2 separate regions of the Mus musculus genome follow, and region 2 is linked to region 1. A link is a loop called in an ENCODE intact Hi-C map of the cell type or tissue named here. Cell type or tissue: left cerebral cortex. All regions are shown on one strand. Links, peaks and the distances in the headings refer to the core of each region. The heading gives the core; the rest is flanking DNA.

Evidence for each region. A loop is a pair of places that touch in the nucleus more often than their neighbours do. Peaks named below come from ENCODE experiments on the same cell type or tissue, not always from the same donor. Only the 100,000 strongest peaks of a DNase experiment are listed, where the experiment ranks them.
Region 2: a loop joins it to region 1, with 2.2 times the contacts of the local background. A loop is called at or near these places in 20 of 42 quality-filtered maps.

Annotation. Positions count from the first base shown.
Region 1 is chr8:22,008,412-22,011,217 of GRCm38, forward strand. It overlaps Atp7b (ATPase, Cu++ transporting, beta polypeptide), which reads right to left. Exons shown (of 21, transcript NM_007511.2): 12 at 2,604-2,738. Among named protein-coding and RNA genes, the nearest start is that of Ccdc70, 39 kb to the left of the region's middle. In left cerebral cortex, for the core only: no CTCF peak of the experiment used is centred there; a DNase peak (open chromatin) is centred at 1,184.
Region 2 is chr8:22,059,500-22,062,305 of GRCm38, forward strand. Atp7b (ATPase, Cu++ transporting, beta polypeptide) reads right to left here and starts at 575. Exons shown (of 21, transcript NM_007511.2): 1 at 473-575. The coding sequence starts at 556. Alg11 (asparagine-linked glycosylation 11 (alpha-1,2-mannosyltransferase)) reads left to right here and starts at 1,222. Exons shown (of 4, transcript NM_001243161.1): 1 at 1,222-1,271; 2 at 2,387-2,617. The coding sequence starts at 1,228. In left cerebral cortex, for the core only: no CTCF peak of the experiment used is centred there; a DNase peak (open chromatin) is centred at 1,136; H3K4me3 peaks cover 1,911 bases; H3K27ac peaks cover 313 bases.

The sequences.
Region 1 (2,806 bases), core at 191-2,690:
TGGCTGGTCGGCCCTGGCACTACTTAACTGTGGGGTCCTGACCTGGCCTCCAAGTGTCAGACCTATGCAGCACCCCATTCATGAAAACCACAATGGCTTCAAACACTGCTAAGTGTTCTTGAGAATTAGTTCCTATTTCTTAAGCAGAAAATTTTCTGAGGATACACCATATTTTCCATTGATATTTTTGAAGTTTAATAAAAACAGTATTTCCTAAGATTGTCTTCTTCAGCTATTGAATAAATGTTTAATTATCGAAAATCTTTACCTACGGTGATATATATCCTTTCAGTCACACTGGGAAGCGTTATTGATTGACAAGGCAGGATATTAGATCTGGGATTTGTGGAGTTAAGTGGCAAAAATACATTTTCTCCCTAAGATCTAGTGTAGTACTGCGCCATCAAAACTGTGGTCTCTTTTCTATAACATTTGTCTTAAACTCAGTAATGGCCAATAAATGGCATTTTGCAAATCCTTGGAGCATTCCAACTGGGGAGTCAAATGATGTCATGAAAATTATCTCTGAGTAGAAAGGGAATTCCTATATGTGGATACCCGTGCCCATGATGAAACTCGGGGCCTGGTACATACTGGGTGACCCTCAACCAGCAACCTCAATAAGGACCTTCAGAAGTAGTCTGATTAACCCACCATGACTGAGATTGTACTGATAATAAATAAAAGAAGCAAATAAAATAAAATAATGTGGTAGTTTGAATATGTTTGGCCTAGGTAGTAGCACTATTAGGGGGTGTGGCCTTGTAGGTGTGTCACAGTGGGTGTGGGCTTTAAGACCCTCATCCTAGCTGCCTGGAAGCCAGTCTTCTGCTAGCAGCCTTCAGATGAAGATGCAGAACTCTCAGCCCCTCCTGCACCATGTCTGCCTGGATGCTGCCATGTTCCTGCCTTGATGACAATGGACTGAACCTCTGAACCTGCTAGCCAGCCTCAATTAAATGTTGTCCTTCTAAGAGCTACCTTGGTCATGGAACTCAGATCTCTGAGTTCAAGGTCAATCTATACAGAGCAAGTTTACAGAGAAAATTCCAGGCCAGCCAAGCTCTGGCAGTAAGGGAGTTCAGAAACAGAAAGTCAGCAACAGAATAAGAGGGGCCATGTTCCAGCCCCAGCAAGCAGCAGAACTCAGCAGCTTTGGCCGTGTAGTTCTAAATTTAGAGTCCAGAATAGAAGGGACTACTGGGACAACAGATGCTCGTTAGCTGGAGCCAAGAAATTAGCCATGAATAACAAGAGACCAGTATCACAGAAGTGAAACCTTCTGGGAAGTGTTTTCAGAGAGCACAAAGAAGCTGTGTTCCAGAGATAGCCAAGGTTGTACCTCGTGCTGCAGCTGGACTTGATAATGTGTAAGAATCACCCAGGTGGTACTGGTTTTGAAAGCATGAAGGGGTCATGGAGAGCAGCTGAGGTTCGGCACTGTGAGAGTCCAGGGAAGGCCATGGGTGGAGATGCAGCCTGAGCTGCAGTTGAAAGCCTAGGAGTGAAGGGGTCATGCAAAGAATTTGAGTCTTGACCCCACAAAGAAAGACTATGAGAGGCTATTGGTGAAACCTAGTTGCAGTGGAAGACCCCAGTGTATTGGAGATGCCAGTATCATGGGATGACCACCAAGAACAGCAGCGACAGTGGAGTGGATCAACCTGAGCTTAGAGTGCTACAAAGGACATAGCTGGAGAAGAGATACCAGCCCTTTGAAGGAGCCCAGAAAATCATGTATGGATCCAGACATTGAAACGTTGAAGTTTGCCTTGGAGACCCCAAGATTTTCTAGATGCCAGAGCTGTGGGCTATCTGCTGAGGAAAGCTGCTAACAGGGAGTGGAACCAGCCCAGGAGAAAGAAGTTTGTTGCAGTCAACAAAGATGAAAAGGGAGTAGAGATCTGAGAACTGCTTTGACATCAGACATGGAGATGCAGAGTTTGGAGTTTACCCAGCTGGTCTCCTGTCTTGCTTTAGGGATTATAGTTAAGTCATTAGATGAATCTCAGAAGAGACTCTGAACTTTGGACTATTAACATGGTTGAGACTGCTATAGACTGGGGATTTTGGATATTGGACTAAATGTACTTATTTATTGTGCTATGTTTAGGTATGGCCCCCCATAGACTCATATGTTTAAACAAGCCTATAGGGGCCAGGGAATGGGGTGTGGTAGTTAACATATGCTTGGCCTAGGGAGTGGCACTATTTGGAGGTATGTCCTTGTTGGAGGAAGTGTGTAACTGTGGGTGTGGGCTTTAAGACCTTCATCTGAGCTCCCTAGAAGTGAGACTTCTAGTGGCCTTCAGATGAAGATGTAGAACCCTCAGCTCCTCCTGCACCACGCCTGCCTGGATGCTGCCATGCTCCTGCTTTGATGATAATAGACTGAAGCTCTTAACATAGGCTAGCCCCAATTAAATCTTGTCCTTATAAGAGTTGCCTGGGTCATGGTGTCTGTTCACAGCAGTAAAACCCTAACTAAGACCAATAATAAGAGGATAATTAAGCCCCAGTGAATCTGAGACACAGAGAACAGAATTAGTGGCAATACGTTACTTCAAGCACAACAACCATCCTGCTCAAGGTCTTCAACTTACAGGAAAGTACTTCTGAACCACACCGAAATCGACAAAGCCAATGACGATCCACACCACCAGGGTCAAGGTTGAAATGATGATGATGAATGGGACAAAATATCCACTGAACCGGTCAGCCAGCTGCTGAATGGGAGCCTATGGAGACAAAGCATTTAGACCACGGGAAGTTACAACCTACAGAGACAGGCATGTGTAAGGCTTGG
Region 2 (2,806 bases), core at 70-2,569, 51 kb after region 1:
CATATGCCTGCGACCTATACAAGTTTCAGTAAGTATTTGTTGATTGAAAACGCACATGAAGAAAAGAAAAACAGACCTGCTTTTCATGTTAAATATTCTACGCTGTTTGCATCTCTAAGAGGCTGCATTAATTAACCCCCTGTATTATTAAATGAATGCCTTCAAGGTACAGGACTTGGATGTAGACCTTTTGAGGAGCATTAGCCAGGCATTAGCGAGGTATTAGCACTCCCAGGAGCAACTAGAGTTTTTATACAGCAAGCCCACGCTCAAGAGCTCTTTAATAAGGACCGGGGAAAGTTCTGGGCTCGAAATCGTTGTACACCAGAGGGCTAGTGGCACCCTTGATCTAGAGGGTTTTCCTCCCGGGTTCTCAGGGGTACGTGTCCACAGTCACGAGCCCTGGAGGAACCGAGGAGAAAAGCGCTTTGAGCAGGTGCGTACACGCTGCGGTCAGGCAAAGGAAACTTACTTTCCGACTGGCCTCTTTGGCTGTGACCTGTCTCTCCTGTTCAGGCATCGTCCCCACAGACGCCAAGTTCTTCCTGGGATCCATCCCCGAGCCCAAAGGTCACCTGGTTGGGGGGAGGGAAGGGCGACTTTACAAGCCAGGGAGAGGAGGCGCGAAGAAGCGCATCCGTGGTTCCTGGGGAACACAGGGCTCAGATCTCCCAGCCCCGGCGCTGCGGACTACGGACAGCGAGGTCCGCGGTGCGCTGCAGATAGGGTGCAGCGAGGACCACAGTCTCAGGACGCCCGCTCCAGCGCAGCCCCCTCTCCACCCCGCGCCCCGCTACTGCGGCCGCTGGGGACTCGCCGACACCTCTGAAAGAGCGGACTCTGTACTGGAAGATTAGCTCGTCGCCCGCCCGGACCTCCCATTGGGTCCCAACCGGCTGGCAGCGCCGCGGTGGGGGCAGGGCTGGGCGCCCTCAAGGGGGCTTCCAGACGGGAGGGGGGGGAGCGAAGTGGGCGGGGCGAGTGGGGTGGGAGGGGCGAGAGAGCCGGCTGTCCATCACAAGCCACGCCCCACCACCGCCACCGCAGCGGCGTGGCCCAAGTGGGATGGGCCCGTGTGCGCCCCGCCTGTGGGAAGCGGCTATTAGGCAACCTGCAGGAAGGCGTGTAAGCGGGGGGCGTGGCTAACGGCACACGCTTCCTCAGGAGCCAATAGGATAGAAGAACAGGCAAGCGCTTCCGGGCTGTGAGAGGGGAGGGTGGGATAAGATGGCGGCGGACACTGGGAGCTGGTGCGTGTACGCCGTGCTGCGGTGAGGATCTGGTGGCCTGAGCTCACGAGGGCGTGGAGGGTTTGGAGGCAGTCCAGATAAAGTCTGTAGAAGCGCTTTCTTCGTGCCTCGGTTTACCTCGGTTGTTTCGCATGCCGATCAGCTGTTTTCCTTAACTGGCTACCTGCTGCTTCGTAAACCAGTTGGTTGACTCTCTGCTACTTGACCATCTGTTGATTTCTTCTTTCCTGGTTGATGTTTAAAGTTGTAAATATATTGGTTTTGCCTTTGAGATACATATCGTTTCTTATGTAAGAATTACATAAAGTTGGTAGAAATAAACAGGAATGTTAACCACCCGGTGGTCACTACTATTGTAATAGTTCCATATTTCAAAAGTTGTTTCTGCCCTATGAAAGCCTACCTAAGTTCATATGTGTTTTTGTTCAGGTTGAACATTTATAGCTAGCGAAATAGCGTTCTGAAGAGCAGTGGATACATGCATTCTTGCCAGAGTTTGTATTACATCTTCCTTTCTGAGCTGTCTGCTTCAAGGTCTGTAGTGATTGCTAAAAATATGAATAGGCTAGTTTGTTCTAGCACATTCTTGGCCTTTTCCCGATAAATGGAATGCTGCCAGCTCTGTACAGTGTACATTGTCATGAGTGACTTTCTGCATTATAATGGTCATTGATAAGTAATTCAAAGCTTTGGATTACAGTTACCTTTCTTCCAAGCATTTGGTTTAAATATGGGTATGTATTGGCTAGGAATCAAGTGTTTACCTAACATCTTTGAGGCCCTGAATCACCAGTCATCACCACTAAGGGGAAAAAAATTAATTTTTTTTGTTTTTTTGTTTTGTTTTGTTTTTGTTTTTCGAGACAGGGTTTCTCTGTATAGTCCTGACTGTCCTGGAGCTCACTTTGTAGACCAGGCTGGCCTCAAACTCAGAAATCCTCCTGCCTCTGCCTCTCAAGTGCTGGGATTAAAGGCATGTGCCACCACCGCCCGGCACTTTTTTTTTAAATAATTTTTTTAGCAGACTTAGGAGCTACAGAACTTAATATTAAGCAAGTGTGTAAAAAGTAAACCTTAGTTTGTAGCTGACTTTTTAAATTGACAACAGGTTGATTTTCACCTTTTATTTATCTCAGGTTTTTCTATTCACTCTTCTTTCCTGGACTGATGATATGCGGAGTTTTGTGTGTATATTTGGTCATTGGCCTTTGGGTTATCAGGTGGCATCTACAGAGAAAGAAGAAGTCTGTGTCGACCAGCAAAAATGGAAAAGAACAAACGGTGGTTGCATTTTTCCATCCATACTGTAATGCAGGTGGCGGAGGAGAGAGAGTTCTGTGGTGTGCTTTGAGAGCCCTGCAGAAAAAGTAGGTATGCATCTTTCTTAGCTCAAACACAGCGCTACTGCTTGCTAAGATCATACTGAATTTTAGTTTCCACAGATTTCAGTGTTGCAGAGCTGTTATCCCAACTTACCTGGAGTCTAAAGTGGGAGGATTATTGGAGCCCAGGAGTCATAAGCCAGCCTGGGCAACATGAGAAGTACCTTTTAAAAT